2 separate regions of the Mus musculus genome follow, and region 1 is linked to region 2. A link is a loop called in an ENCODE intact Hi-C map of the cell type or tissue named here. Cell type or tissue: left cerebral cortex. All regions are shown on one strand. Each heading gives the region's core, and the rest is flanking DNA. Links, peaks and the distances in the headings are about the cores only. Region 1 has its middle 140 kb from the start of 8430436N08Rik. Region 2 has its middle 26 kb from the start of Gm23860.

Region 1 (8,351 bases), core at 136-8,135, 430 kb before region 2:
TACTCCACCTTCAGTCTGAGCCAAGGTATGATGGCACGGGATACATGCCTGTGCTCAACGTTGGCTCAATGACCCAACGTCATTCAACCTCACTAGTCCAACGTCAGAGGAATAGCTTGCCAGCAACCTTATGAACACAAGAGCCTTTGAAGACTTTGAAGATACCACTTATGGTGTGTAAATGTTCAGGTTTGCCCTGAGGTCAGGACGATCTCACTTTTTTTATATATATATACATTTTATTAGGTATTTTCCTCATTTACATTTCCAATGCTATCCCAAAAGTCCCCAATCTCACTTCTTTCTGCCATCTTTACTCTTGTTATCGCCATGGCAGCAACCAAATGGTCCTCCCACTGTGTCACAAGCACACATCATCACTCTCATTTGTAATCCAGCCTTGCTAATAAGTATTCCTTTAAAAGCTGATTTTCACAATTCCTTCTACTCTTCTCACTAACCTGAAGTTGATATTCTGAGTTCAGTTCAATCTATTCATGGTATGCTACATTTCTGTTAGGTTCTTCTATTATTATGGATCTCTTTCTGTTAAAAGTGGAAGAAAGTACATGATGGAAGGAATGGTATGATGGTGTGAACTACCACTATGGGTTTTATTTGTCTCATGCACACAATGTTTCTTAGATATCCTTTATGGACCCCATTTTGGTTTTTACATTGAGGATTAAAGTGCCTATCTTAAAAGCAACCCTTAAAGAGTTAATATTTGACAAGTTGTCTTGCTCTGAACACTATGGCAATCAGACATGGAAAATAGTAAGTGGCAACCAATAGATAATGGTGTTATATATTTTCTGACATCCCCTAAGGTAATGAAGTAGCCATCATCTTTAATACTCCTACCATTTATTACAAACTGAAAAAGTATTTTGGGCCATACTTATATTAAGGTAAGTAATCTAGTACATATAACATGTGATTAAAATGTGCTTGGTGATAACTATGCTGGTTTGAATGACAATGGCTTCCATAGCTTCATATGTTTAAATACATGGTCCCCAGTTTTTAGAACAAGTAGTTGTGCCATTGTTGGAAGAGATATGTCACTAGAGATGGGCTTTGAGGTTTCCAAAGCCCATGATATTCTCAGTACACTTTATTTGCCTTGTGGTGATTGTTGTCTTAGTCTGTTAGTTGTCAGGGCTGAAGAGATGCCTCAGCAGTTAAGAGCTCTGACTGCTCTTCCTGAGGTCCTGAGTTCAATTCCCAGCAACTACTTGGTGGCTTATAATAAATGTAATGGGATCTGATGATGATCTTCTGGTATGTCTTAAAGACAGTGATAGTGTACACTATCTATACATAAAATAAAATCGTTTTTAAAAAGTGAGTTTTCAGCTTTATTTCAAGGGCCATTTCTTCCCTACTGCTGCCATGCTCCCTACCATGAGTCTCATGGACTATAATCTTCTGAAACTATAAGCCCAAAATAAACTCTTTGTTTCTTTAAGTTGTTTTCATTATAGTGATTTATCACAGCAATAGAAAAGTAAGTAAGACAATAATCAAAATACTACTTCTCATGTATCTCACTCGAAACATTCCACATATTCTCTTGTGAAGATTTCACCCTTGGAAATGTTTGTTTATTTTTTTTTCTAGATACAGGCATAGAAAGGAAAATGCTGAGGGTAAAACAAACAAACAAACAAACAAAAAAACAACCCAGACCATTGTTAATAGTCTGATGACAATGTCACCTGAATGTGAAGATAAAAGAAATCAGAGACAATGGCAAAGCAAAGATCTTCACAGGCCTCATAATGGTTTTATATTTTATTCTGCATATGGTGACATACTTTTGAAGGCTTTTGGATGGGACAATATTGCACTTTTGCATTGGGAGAATGAATTAGGATTTTATACAGAGTGCCAATGAAAGGCAGAGATAGGAGTAGAGCACCCAGTGAGGTCAATCACTATGGTAGCCAAAGGCCAGACTGTAGTGGTAATTATAGAAATGTTAAACCGAGATTAACAAATTGGATAGGTTGGGGGTTAAAGAGAGAAAGTGCTCAGAAGTGTTTATCCTCTGAAAATGTATCAGTGGCCATATGTAACATTTGCTAAAAATGAAAGCAATTTGTGAAGAGGTGAGATAAAATAATTATTTTTGGTCCATCCATTTGCCTAGGAATTTCATAAATTCATTCTTTTTAATAGCTGAGTAGTACTCCATTGTGTAAATGTACCACATTTTCTGTATCCATTACTCTGTTGAGGGGCATCTGGGTTCTTTCTAGCTTCTGGCTATTATAAATAAGGCTGCTATGAACATAGAAGAGCATGTGTCCTTATTACCAGTTGGAACATCTTCTGGATATATGACCAGGAGAGGTATTGTGGGATCCTCCGGTAGTGCTATGTCCAGTTTTCTGAGAAACTTCCAGACTGACTTCCAGAGTGGTTGTACAAGCTTGCAATCCCACCAACAATGGAGGAGTGTTCCTCTTTCTGCACATCCTCACCAGCATCTGCTGTCACCTGAATTTTTTATCTTAGCGATTCTGACTGGTGTGAGGTGGAATCTCAGGGTTGTTTTGATTTGCATTTCCCTGATGATTAAGGATGTTGAACATTTTTTCAGGTGCTTCTCTGCCATTCGGTATTCCTCAGGTGAGAATTCTTTGTTTAGCTCTGAGCCCCATTTTTAATGGGGTTATTTGATTTTCTGGAGTCCACCTTCTTGAGTTCTTTATATATATTGGATATTAGTCCTCTATCTGATTTAGAATTGGTAAAGATCCTTTCCCAATCTGTTGGTGGCCTTTTTGTCTTATTGACAGTGTCTTTTGCCTTACAGAAGCTTTGCAATTTATGCGGTCCCATTTGTCTATTCTCTATCTTACAGCACAAGCCATTGCTGTTCTATTCAGGAATTTTTCCCCCGTGTCCATATCTTCGAGGCTTTTCACCATTTTCTCCTCTATAAGTTTTAGTGTTTCTGGTTTTGTGTGGAGGAGGATATCATCCTGAGTGAGGTAACCCAATCACAAAAGAACTCACATGATATGTACTCACTGATGAGTGGATATTAGCCCAGAAACTTAGAATACCCAAGGTACAGGTTGCAAAGCACATGAAACTCAAGAAGAATGAAAACCAAAGTGTGGTCACTTTGCCACTTCTTAGAATTTGGAACAAAACACCCATAGAAGGAATTACAGTGACAAAGTTTGGAGCTGAGACGAAAGGATGGACAATCTAGAGACTGCCACACCTGGGGATCCATCCCATAATCAGCCTCCATACACAGACACCATCACATATGCCAGCAAGATTTTGTTGAAAGGACCCTGATATAGCTGTCTCTTGTGAGTCTATGCTCACAGTCAGCTATTGGATGGATCACAGGGCCCCCAATGGAGGAGCTAGAGAAAGTACCCAAGGAGCTAAAGGGGTCTGCAACCCTATAGGTGGAACAACAATATGAACTAACCAGTACCCCCAGAGCTCGTGTCTCTAGCTGCATATGTAGCAGAAGATGGCCTAGTCGGCCATCATTGGGAGGAGAGGCCCCTTGGTCTTGCAAACTTTGTAAGCCTCAGTACAGAGGAACACCAGGGCTAAGAAGTGGGAGTGGGTGGGTAGGGGAGTGGGGGGCAGGAGGGTATGGGGGAGTTTTGGGATAGCATATGAAATGTAAAATAAGAAAATACTAATTTAAATAAATAAATAAATAAATAAATAAGTAAATAAGGGAAAAATAATTATTTTTGACAATATGGACCATCTATTAGAACTATTGAAGTGGGTTTTAAAAGTGAACGTGGGTTTCAGGGAAAAGTCTTGGCGGAAGGCACAATTTGATGACATCAGCATACAAATCATGAAAAATGTTGTCTAGAAACAAGCACTGAGGACTTCAAAATTCAAAAAGGAAAAGAGGAAGAAGACAAAGAAGTGATTAAGAAGGAGAGACCATTGGATGAAAGATGGACTAGAGGAAAGTCATTTTCAAGAAGATGACTGAATGAATCAATGAAAGCAGAAGAGTAATAAATGGCACATAATGTCATAAATCAAGCGAGACATAAGAGATGATTTGAAAACAAAACAACCTGTTTTTCTGATCCCAATAACAGCTCCAGGGGAGCAAAGGGGAGAAAATGTAGAAGAAAGAGGGAGGAGAGGATGTGAAGACAGCTGAGTCTAACCATACAAAACTATGACTTTCAGAGTTCTTAGAGTGGAAGCATATGAAAAAGTCCTATGTAGCATGGTAGATTATGTTCTAGCATGGCTTTGATTTCTGAAGTTGGAGGCATTTGTGCAGTGAACAATGATTCAGTAGCAAGGGATATTTGCAGAGAAGTGGGAAGGAAGGCTCATGTGAGTGGGAATGATTATAGAGCAGCTGTAAAGATGTATTCATTGATCAAAAAGAGAGAATGAATAATGACCAAGCATGGTTCTCATTGTGGTCAGTCACTGTGCCCAAATGCACAAGTAATTTAAGATTAGATGAAGGCCAGATAGCTATTTGAGTTGAAGGAGCAATGAAAGAAGAAGTGTTTGAGAGGTGCCTGTGACAAGGTAGTTACTTGTCCTCATACAAAGAGAATGCAGAGGAGGGCAGTGGGCTGAAGATGGTTTCTGGGGAACTGAGAAAGCACTGCATGAATTAGGGGTGGCATTACTAAGAATGGTAATGTCCAATGGTAGGCTGTGAGGATCCACCTCTGTATTTGCCAGGCACTGGTGGAGCCTCTCTGGAGACAGCTTTAATAGGCTTCTGTCAATCAGCACTTGTTGGCATCCAGAAAATGTCTGGGTGAGCACAGGGCCCCCAATGAAGGAGCTAGAGAAAGGATCCAAGGCGCTGAAGGGGTGTGCAACACCATAGAAGGAACAACAATATGAAATACCAGTACCCCTAGAGCTCTCAGAGAATAAATCACCAACCAAAGCCATGGTGGGACTCATGGCTCCAGCAGCATATATAACAGAGGATGGTCTAGTTGGTCATCCATGGGAAGAGAAGCCCTTGGTCCTGTGAAGGCCCTATGTCCCAGTGGAGGGGAATGCCAGGGCCAGGAAGCAGGTGTGGGTGGGTTAGTGAGCAGAGGGAGGGTGGAGGGGACAGGGGGTTTTCAGAAGGGAAGCCAAGAAAGGGGACAACATTTGAAAGGTAAATAAAGTAAATATCTAATAAAAAAATCTTTAAAAAAATGGTTATGTCCCAGGTTGAGAGCAAACAGTTGAGAGGTTCAAGGAGGGCAAGCTCTCACTGGGCATTAAGATACAAGGAACCATAAGACTGGGATAGCAGGTTCCACTGGGATGTGGAAGTCATCTTAAATGACAATTTCAGAAATGGTGGAGAGAAAACCCAGAGCCAGATCATAAAGATGTCTGTTGCAGATTCATGATTCTTCTTTGCTGACCTTTCCCATTGTGCTGCGTTTTTCTCATTCCCTTAATTTGTTTCCAGATTTTGGTTATGCTTGATGGTTGCTTCTTCTCAAAACTGTAGTTTCCAGAAACCACACTTTGAATTAATCATTGCTGTGTGACAACAGCTTAAGTTTTAATTACTTCGTCAAGACCTTTGTTATCACTGAGAAGCAAGATGGCAAATCTGGGGTCATAAATTAGTGATAGAGTCTTGCTTTGAATGTGAGAGACTCTAGATTTGAATTTCAATACCAAGTTTTTAGTGTAAAAGAAGGCAAATGCCAGATGTAAATGGTAGCTCATAAACCCATAGCCAATGTGTGGAAATAGGAAGTTTCTTGCAGCCCCAAATCAGTAGTCAAACATTTGAAAAGTTAAAAAATTACCTATTTAATCTCTACCTTTGAGTCTGTACAAGTAAGGACAAGAGCAGTAGATACTCCATGAATTGTGTTAGCTATTCTATAATTGCATATTAATTCATAATTACACATAATGAGCTATATTATATGTAATAGGATACACACTTATAGTATAAATTCATACAGTCTGTTATTAATTGTCACTCCAAGTTCTAGGAATGACATATACACACATTTACATATGTAAGTATGTGTGCATATGTATCTGGGCATATGTGTGTATAATAAGTTGTATGTATACATGTATATATTTCTTAGCAGTGAGAGGAAGCTAGTATAACAAAGGGCAAGGGAAAAATCAAATATAGATAAAACTTTCTCATATATCTTCATAATTCTATCAGTTTTTCCTTTTCTTTATTATTTAGAAACTTTTTTTCATATATTTTGATCATGTTTTTCTCCTCCCCAATAACTCCAAGATCTTCTCCCCCTACCTACCCACCAAAATTTATGATCTCTCCTTTTGCAAAATATAAATACCACAAATAAAAACCAAAACAAATGAAAATAAGTAAGACAAAAAAAAAAGTCAAACAAATCAAAATGAATCAAAGTATCCACAATGAACCCACTGATTTTATTTTATGTTGTCCAGCTACTCCCAGGCTGTGGAGCCGCCTTGAAGTAAGGTTGATATACCCTGTGAAGAAAACCGACTTTGTCTTTGCCAGGGTATCAATTACAAATAACTTCTTGGTTATTGGTGGGAATTCAATGTCACTTCTCCCTCTGTGAAGGAAACCCATCTGGCTCGGGCCTCTGTAGATCTTCTGCATGCTGCCATAGTCTCTGTGAATTCACATGTGCTTCTGTCCTATTATGTCTGGAAGATGGATACCTTGGAGTCATCCATACCTCTATCTGACAATGTTTCTGCCTCCTTTTCCACATAGGTTCCTTAGTCTTGAAATTAGATGTTTGATGTAAACACCCCTTTTAGGACTAAATTCTCCAAATTCATTTACTCTCCGCATATTGTCTGGAATAAATGTGCCTTCAACAAGGATGAAACGAGTATCCGTTTGGATCCACATCATTTGTGTGTGTGTATGTGTGTGTGTGTGTGTGTGTGTGTGTGTGTGTGTGTGTGTGTGTGTGTGTGTGTGTGTGAGAGAGAGAGAGAGAGAGAGAGAGAGAGAAAGAGAGAGAGAGAGACAGACAGACAGACAGACAGACAGACAGAGACAGAGAGAGACAGAGAGAGAGAGAAGTCCATACAGGTTAGTAATTAGCCTTGCAGTATAATTTTCTTTTATTACAAACAATGAAAACAAATTCTGAATTGAGAAGGTAGTGCCTGCTGGGAGACTGTGATTGGAAGCCTAGAGCACAGAGTTTGGGTGAGCGAAATATGCTCATAAAATTGAGACAGGCGGTGCTGGCTGATTAATTAACCCAATTTGCTTTACTCTCTTTCTTTTCACACAGCCTGTCTTTTAAGCTGTTTTAAGGTTCAAAGTCATTAGAAAGTATGCTTGTTTGTCCTAGATTTGGGTATCACTTATTCTTGATTGGAGTGGGCCCTGAGAAGGAAAGATGTCCCAAAAATAAATTACAAATACCGCCATCCTAATGGATTTGCCATTTCACTCACACGGTGCAGTGTGATGGAGAAGACACTGCCCCCACAGAACATATATTTTGGGAAGGAAAAGAGTTGAATCCTGAAGCCAAATAAATGCCTAAGTCATAGGCCTCACTGGGTGATTGACAAGGGCTCTGCCTTGTGCCCAGGCACACCAAATGTCTAAGAGAGAAGAGACAGACAGCATCAGAACACGACACGAGTGACTGGCAACCCTAAGGAGCAAATCACCCCCTTTCATCACCTCGAGCAGAGCCATCTGACTGTGTCAGTACTCAAAGGAATGGCTGGATGGGGCCCTTTACCAAGTATAACCAATGCCACAGACACCAGGGAATCTCCTTGTGTTTGCTCTTTATACTTCAGGAACATTTCAGGCCCAAAGTCTTACTTTGTAGACTTCTCACAGATCTCTTCCTGCTCCTCTTTTCTGTGGCATGTGATACATGTGTGTGTGTGTGTGTGTGTGTGTGTGTGTGTGTGTGTGTGTGTGTGTGTGCATATGCATGTGTGGGTATATGTGTTTATGTGTATATGTGCGTGTGTGTGCACACATTTGTGTTACTTGTGTGTGTATATGCGAGTGTGTGGATGTTTATGTGTGTGTGCATGTGCATGCATGTGCATGCATGTGCATGCATGTGTATGTGTGGGGAGGGCATGGGTGAATGTGTGTGTGCACATTGTGTGCATGTATTTGTGTATTTGTGTGTGTGTGCATGCACACACATTTGTGTTGCTTGTGTGTTTGTGTATGTGAGCGTGTATGTGCAAACATTTGCGCTGCCTCTGTGTGTATGCATGCATGTGTGTGAATGTGTATGCAAGTGTATGCACATGCATGTGTGTGTGTGCATATGTGGGTATGAGTACATGTATGTGCAAGTGTGTGGGTGTATGTGCATTTATGTGCCTACATGTGT
Region 2 (8,351 bases), core at 293-8,292:
TGCATTGTAGGACTGTATGTGTAGAAAAAGGAATATATATATATATATATATATATATATATATATATATATATATATATATACTGTTGAAGGCTAGGCTCACTGCAAAAATATAAGAACATATAGCTATATAGAGGGGGAGAATATATGTATGTATCTATATACATATTATATACAATTAAATATATATACGTGTGCATGTGTGCATGTGTGTGCGTGTGTGTGTGTGAGTGTATTCTCATTCATCCTTGTTTTCAGATATTTAGTAAGGGTCTTGGAATGTATTGTTTACAAATAAAAGAAAACCACCACATTTTCCAGAAACAGGGAAAATTAGTGTTATCCTTTTGATTATTAACTTCTATTTCTTTGGTGCCTTGTAATATTAATTTGTTCAGATAGTAACACTAAAATCTCCTCTATGTTAGTAATATACTATTGGTTATTTATTAATAAATCCATTTAATTCTCATTTGTTTTCCCACATTCAAAATGAGCAAACATTATTATTAGTGTAATTTTATATGAAATTATTTTATTATATTGAATTCTGTATTTAAATGCTAATAACTGCTATCAGTGAAAGCAAATATATCTTTGACAAATCAAATTCCTGCTAGTAATTTTATTTTGTTTAGTAATGATCTCTGTCAGCTTTCAAAGATAGGTTTGCTGATGAAATATGTCTAAAATATTACAAATTTTATCTGAACATGAATACTATTTCAGAATCATTTCTCAAACTAAGAAAGATTGAATATAACATTCTTGGAAACCTGGATTTTGGAAATCCAATTGTTAAGATAAATGCCAAATTTGATTTTCATTTAAAATTATATAGCCTCTTTTTGTCTACAAATGCATTACCTAATTATTTTGAGGACTACTGAGCTTACTATTCACATAACATGTTTCTATGTTTGTACCAAAAGATATATAAATATTATATATATATATATATATATGATTGCACCCACTTTAAAATAACAAATATGGTTCCATATATAGCTACTGTACAATATATTCATGCCAATTGCTATCCTGTTAATTTCCTCTGAGTTAGTAATTGGCCCAAGACAAATCTGACAAAACTCCCCAATCTTTCTCACATTACTCCATTTGTATGGAGAAATAATGACTTTAACATTTTATTTCTATGTCTGAAAGAATGATGGTGTTGTTGCCAGAAATAAAAACTCAAAAGGAGAAACAATGATTTACAAAATGGAGAATTTTTTGTTTTGAATATATAGTATTTATTTGAGGCATATATTGGGCTAGATAGACATTTATAGTAAAAATAGTTCAATCTAGAGTTAGAACTTTCAAAACAGTACCAAATCCACTGATGAGAATTTCTAGAGAGCAAAGTCATTGTTGCATCAGCAGGAGATGTGTCTCTTGTCCCAATTGTCTGTATCTTCATCTTAACAACAACAAAATAAGTCAAAGGATGCCATTAACACCACTCAAAGGATAGACTGACTAAACTACCAATTAAGCAGGTACCTACATGGAAATAAGATTTAATCAAACATAATCATTAGTTTTGCTTGCTCAGTAAAACAAACAAAAAAAAACAATAAACAAAAGGCAGTGCTTCATAAAGTGCTTGGGGTATCTTTGCTATGTGGTTGCAGGGGTTCATTTCCATTACCATAATCAATTAAAGTGAGTGAAGTGTCCCTCTAAGTTCCAGTTAATAAGTACAAATGAAAGGATGATTATTGAAATCCCATAAACGACACCAATTTCTCAATTATATCACTGAGGTATGTCATATCTTTCACTATCTTCATATCTACAGCTTGAGTATAAAATTTCTTCTGGAGTGATGAGAGAGTCTTTGTTCTGAGAGTTTATGCATGATCAGTCTCCAGCTGATTTGCCTTACTTCGATGAAAAAAAAAATCTCACAGCACCAAGGAAATCAACTAGAAAGCAGCTCATTAGTGGGTTGTTTTTCTACTTGGAATATTTGATGCACAAAAAGTAGATGAAGAGGTACTCCAAATACAGTGTGACAAAGATTTAAAAACAATCCTTTCTCAGTACCATTATACTAAATTTTCTGTCTGGTTTCCCCAATGGTAACTGAAATTAAAGTATTTAAATGGAAGGACATCAAGAACTAGAGTTTTGCATGTTAAAGTGAGTGCTAGAATTAAAAAACCAAACCTTTTGAGCAGGATAGGGATATGAGATGGGAGATGGAAGGGGATGGAGGGAGATTTAACAAAACTAAAGATGGATGAAAGCATCCATATTGTTACCTATTATTTTGTAAACTAATTTTAAAAATATATTCTAAAATAGAGTTTAAATAGATGTACCTTGCATGGACAGATAGAAAAAAATCCATGTTCCACATATAGGATACTCCCCCATGAGTTGTTGAGAAGGAGGACCACAGGCCCCTAAATGATTTTATTGCTATTGCTTTTGGTTGTCCACCACAATTATATGATAACACCTATTTCTGAAGAGAGCATCCACTTCCCTTACAAGAAGGAGAGTAATGGAACTAGAACTAACTAACCTGGAAGCTTTATCCCTAACAGCTAGGTTTCATAGTGCCTGAAAGTACTATGCAGGCTGTTAAAGAGGAAAGTTATTGCCCACCTTCTGTTATAAACTGCAAGGTCTACAATACCAAGCTGCTAAGCAAGATGTATCCACTAATGCAATGGTGGTATGAGTGCTGTGGAGTTAACCAACTCTGTCTTGATTGGTTTTGAGGATTGCTCCACAGAAGATAATTCATGTCTGGTACTGAACCTCATCAAAACTCCATAGCTGGGAGGTCATGTGCCATCTCATGGAGGGAAAACTACTATTGTTAGTTTGTTAAATGGACATGGTGCTAACTGCCTTCTAAATATTCATTTATATACACATATGCTTGTGCTGCTCATTGTCAGCCAGAGAGCCTTCTGTTGATAGTAGATTATGCTCAATGCAGAGACTCATAGGTGTCCAAACTGCTAAGACTAAAGAACAGTTGAGAACCCGGTCCTAAACAAAACATCTGATCAGCTTTGGAGGGATCCAAAGCTCAGGGAATGATAAGAAAAAGGAGACAAAAAGAATGTAAGGTCTGTTTGATGAGAAAATATGCAGTAAAACACTAAAACACTTTTGTTTGTTTGTTTTTAGATGAAATAGTCATTGGACCTTAGTTCACAGCAGCAGTACTTACTTGAACCCATCAGCAGACGTCATAGATGGGAGTGGGCTTGAGGTCCCACCTCTCTGTGAGTAGTCACAGGTGCATCATAACACTGTGATGCGGCCAGACTAAGTTTCCCCTACTCAAGTAAAGAGTACTCCATAGATGCTCATGTAAGGAGTGAGGCACATACGCATGAAAAGCAATATGATTTGGAATGGTTATTGGGAAAAATGTTTTGCAAAAGGGAGAGGAGGTTAAGAGGGGACAGTGTTGGGGTGTGATCACAATACATCATGTGTATAAGCATCAAATTATGAAAGAATAAGTGTTTAAAAATTAACAAAATGAGTGTTTGGACAGACAAATAAGCATTTAAGTTTTCTGAGAGAGTCACAGTCTAAATTATTTGGAGTTGGGTCTTTATTTTCTAGAAATCCTGTTTGGGGAAGAAAAAACACTTTATGAAAATAGCATAAGAAATTAAAGTGTGCAGTTGCTCTAAGATGAGGAAATCAAGGCTTTGTTTTGTATTGCAGTGATGTTAATGACTTAACATGTAGCCTGTGCAGTTAGGTGGTACAGCTGGGGAACTTGTACTGGCTCTCCTCCTTTCTGGCTGGGTCAACTACAGCAATTCTGTCACCTCTAACATTTTACTCCATAATTTGTAGTGTGGAGATAATGGTCTAGAAGGCCATCAAGTCCACTTAGAATTCTGTCTACTATTCCATTACAAATACAAGTTGTCTGGTAGCATTCTATCCCATTCTTAATAAATTCACAAAGAAGGGTCAAGTTGAAGAATGTTGTGTTACATTTGATAACACTAAAGAACATTGAGGATTTGATAACACTAAAGAACATTGAGGAAACCAACTACCTTTGATTTATTTTCTCCTGTGAATCAATGCCTTTAGACTCTTGAGGTTTCTTTTCTCATACAACACAAAATGGAAATAACAAAAGAACACAGACAGAAATCTTTAAAGACCTGAGATCTGACAAAGATTTCTTCCTTGTGCAAATTTTTGCTAGTTTCTTCTAGACTCTTTTCTTCAGTGGGTCCCAGCTACAACCTATAAAAACTTAGACAGGATCCAGGAGCAGAGTATTTACTTAGCATGCACAAGGCCATGAATCCCATCCCAACACTGGAGGTAAAAATATAAAAACATGAGTAAATATGAGTAAATACTAATATACTCCCTAACAATATAATGAGCTTTCCATTGTAATCTTACTACTCCTATCATTAAAGGGTGTGTATGCAAAAACTGTGGACACTAAAAGCATTTTGCCTTTCTTTTTTTTTTAACTTGCATTTTCTTTTTCTTTTCTTCCCACATTTTTATTAGATATTTTCTTCATTTACATTTCAAATGCTATTCCAAAAGTCCCCTATACACTCCCCCTGCCCTGCTCCCCTACCCACTCACTCCCACTTCTTGGCCCTGGCATTCCTCTGTACTGGGGCGTATAAAGTTTGCTAGACCAAGGGGCCTCTCTTCCCAATGATGGCCAACTAGGCCATCTTCTGCTACATATGCAGCTAGAGACACGAGCTCTGGGGGTATTGATTAGTTCATATTGTTTTTCCACCTATTGGGTTACAGACTCCTTCAGCTCTTGGGTACTTTCTCTAGCTCCTACATTAGGGGCCTTGTGTTCCATCCTATAGATAACTGTGAACATCCACTTCTGTATTTGCCAGGCACTGGCAGAGCCTCACAGGAGACAGCTATATCAGGGTCCTTTCAGCAAAATCTGGCTGGCATATGCAATAGTGTCTGCATTTGGTGGCTACTTATGGGATGGACCCCCAGGTGGGGCAGTCTCTGGACGGTCCATCCTTTTGTCTTAGCTCCAAACTTTGTCTCTGCAGCTCCTTCCATGGATATTTTATTCCATATTCTAGGGAGGAGTGAAGTATCCACGCGTTGGTGCATTTTGCCTTTCTTTATTCCAGCCAACTCCTAAGGAAAGTACATTTGGTGAGAAGTCTGCTATAGATAAGGCAAATCAGAGAGAACAGATGGCTCCCTAAGCACCAGTCACCCACAACTTCCCTTTCTAGTGTTTTCTTCTCTGATGCCATGGGAGCCGATTGATCTCATTCCTTCTTCATCATTTATCAAACATCCAACCATTGCTGAAAAAAGTCAAACCTGAGTCTAGTTCAAGCTAGACCCTCTGTTCTGCTGCGTGAACATATCACTGATTGAAATTTGTCCTTACTACTTTCACGTCTGCCTCTGTTTACTCTTAACAGACTTTGAGTGATGACCTCATCCTGAGGCTTTTACAGCAATGGTTATAGCTCTGGGAAAAGCACCCTGCATCCTTGAGAATAAATCTTTTTTTTTCCATAAGCAGTTTACTTGCATTCAAGCTGGCAGTCAGAAAAAAAAGGGCACGAGATTTAAAAAGACACATTTTTTATACAATTCCTATCTATATATTATTTCAAGCTTATTAGTGCCTGAGGCTAGCATGCCACCAAATAAACAGGGGCCTCCTATTCACAATGATGCTGCAGGTGGTAAGATAGGAACTGTAGAAGACCCATTTGATTCCCACCAAAGGTGTCACGCTATGGCAAAGAACTTCATCTCAGAAATTCTGAACCTGGGTCCTTTAGCATGAGAGCTGATGAGGCTAACTTAATTGTACCTGGTATAAGGAAGTGAATGCAGTAATATTTCAGGAGGATTTGCTGTGATTGGCACCATATCACAAAGTTTACATAGTCTACCTCATTGATCCTTAAATTTCTCTAAAAAGAAACTAACACCAATGCTGCACTGCTGGTTTGACAAAAAGAAATCAGAAAAAGGTATCTTAAAAACTTAGAGAAGTTGAATAACAAAGACTGTTCTACTCCAAAATTCTACTCAGAGACTTCATCCTACTACTGTGACTTGGCATACAGTTTTGCTTCCCCTATCTTTTCAAAATGGCAAGCTCCACTCCATAGTCTCCATCTTTTACATTTATTTCTACAGTGCTTTTTCAATATAGGTTTTTTTTTTTTGCCAGAAATTACAACCTCAAATATCCAGCACTACAGTTTAATATACTTTCAGACAATTCCCTTTTTGTTCTCTAAAACACTAATTTTTTAGTTCCCTCCTGCTTCCAATGGTTAGGATTCACTTGAGCTGTTAATAGTCAGGAGAAAGTGAGTCACAGGGACCACCCTAAGGATGCTGTAGGGGCCAACTGGATACTGCTGGCATGAAGAGGTTGGAGTAGAGATGAAGCAAAGGACCCTGCTCTCCAGCCCAGGCACCCAGCAAACAGCAGCAACATCTGTGGTTGTCATGGCTCAAACCCTAGAACTTGAGGTCCAAGTATGAAGACCTGATAGCACGCAGTGCAGTGTACAATGGAAGTGTCAATCCCTGTGATTTGATCAGTAAATAAGCCATACATATACAGAAGTGTAATACCATATCTTGTAAGAATACATAATTGTACCTTTGATCAAAATGTTCCTTAATGGCTAATGACACATATTGTATACTAAACTCAACTGACTATATTTTACCCCACAATATGTATAAACACAGTAATAGTTTTTAAAAGTGAATGCTTAAAAGACATCTAACACAATAACCTGATTATTTGAATGTTTTAACTTTAGATAATATTAATTACCATATCCTAAAAGTTGTATGTATAAAAATGTGTTGTTTGTTCTATTAATTGGCAATTACTTAAAGACATTATTAAGTGAAAATTAACTCAACATGGGAATTTACAAAAGATAAAAATGAGATCCCTTTATTGTGAAATTGCATAGAAGTAAATCTAAAACACAAGCCAATTCCTGCATGTTTTCTTTAATAGACATCTTAAGAGGTTTGGAATGAAAAAATAATAGAAGAATGCAATCTATCCCCAGCAGGTGACCTGAGAACCCAGCCGAAGCATGTATTGTTAGAGTTGGTGAATGTGGACATTAAAATTATAAACAAAGGCACAGACGTACTTTGTTTTAGTGTGGACACTATTACCATCACATTAACCTCAGTGGCACCTTTAGCTTGCTTATTTCACAACAGTTTTACCTGTGGCTCCCTTCATATCAGCCTGAGACATGCTCAGATATTTCTTGAAGCTCTGTAATGTATTATAGCCTGAGGGTGTGTCAAACTGGGCGTCTTCAGCTCGGACAAGTACACCACCTTCTCTATCAGGTCCTATTCATTTTGATTGCTATACTTAGTCCCATCAGCAAAAAGAGGGGGGCTGGAGTAAAGTGATTTTCTTTTTTTGCTAAGCCAATTTTCCTTCATATGTTCAGCAGTGCAGCAAAAGTTAATACATTCTAAAGCACACGGATTTCCAGCAACATTGTCAATATTACTATGTTCCTTTGCAGCTCTGGCCTAGCCAGTTTATTAGATGAAGGGGAAATACAGGTGGGCTCATGAGCAGGACTGCATTTTGTTATAGGAGAAAATAAAGCTATTGAAGGGATTGTCTGAGGCCTTCTCTCTATTCCACACATAGGCTTCTGATCAAGTTCAGGGGCTCAGCTTCTTCCTGTTAGCTAAGCTACTACTAGCTCTTTAAAATAAGATAGGGTGTATTTCCCCTGTTTAAAATGGGCAAAAAGAAAACCTAGCAATCATTCCCATTTGGGCTTCAATGGAATTTAAAAGAAAGAGTTCAATATGAAGTCTTTAGGGAATGGACTTCCACCAACACAAGACAGAAAAAACAAGACAGAAAAAAACAAAACAAGATGCTGCTTTCTGCATCTGGAAATGAATCCATTTATGGTTCCCAAACAACAGAAAAGAAAATTGCTAAACAGGCATCTTTTGTATTCTGAAACCTCATTAAACAAGCATAGCAATTACCTCCTGAAGTCCAGGGCAAGTGGAGTGTCAGAGAAAGTGTGGCATGGCAGAACTCTGTTACTTCTGCCTGGACAGTGTAAGAAAACCAATATGATCTTGAGTGGAGTACAGTGATCAGAAGCCAGGACACACATATAAACTTTCAGAGACATCCAGCTTATTAGCAAGATTATTTTTATTGATAACACACAGTGCAGATAGATCCCTTTTAATTAATGTGGCATTAAATAGGAAAATAGTAATTGCAATTTAAAATTTTTATTCTGTCCAAGGACCTTTTCTAGATGAAAGTAGATGTATGTAGGGGTGTG

The links. A loop is a pair of places that touch in the nucleus more often than their neighbours do. Peaks named below come from ENCODE experiments on the same cell type or tissue, not always from the same donor. Only the 100,000 strongest peaks of a DNase experiment are listed, where the experiment ranks them.
Region 1: a loop joins it to region 2, with 2.4 times the contacts of the local background. A loop is called at or near these places in 3 of 42 quality-filtered maps.

The regions. Positions count from the first base shown.
Region 1 is chr4:7,415,777-7,424,127 of GRCm38, forward strand. No RefSeq gene overlaps it. Among named protein-coding and RNA genes, the nearest start is that of 8430436N08Rik, 140 kb to the right of the region's middle. In left cerebral cortex, for the core only: no CTCF peak of the experiment used is centred there; DNase peaks (open chromatin) are centred at 4,364, 4,580 and 7,626.
Region 2 is chr4:7,842,423-7,850,773 of GRCm38, forward strand. No RefSeq gene overlaps it. Among named protein-coding and RNA genes, the nearest start is that of Gm23860, 26 kb to the left of the region's middle. In left cerebral cortex, for the core only: no CTCF peak of the experiment used is centred there; a DNase peak (open chromatin) is centred at 5,197; H3K27ac peaks cover 657 bases.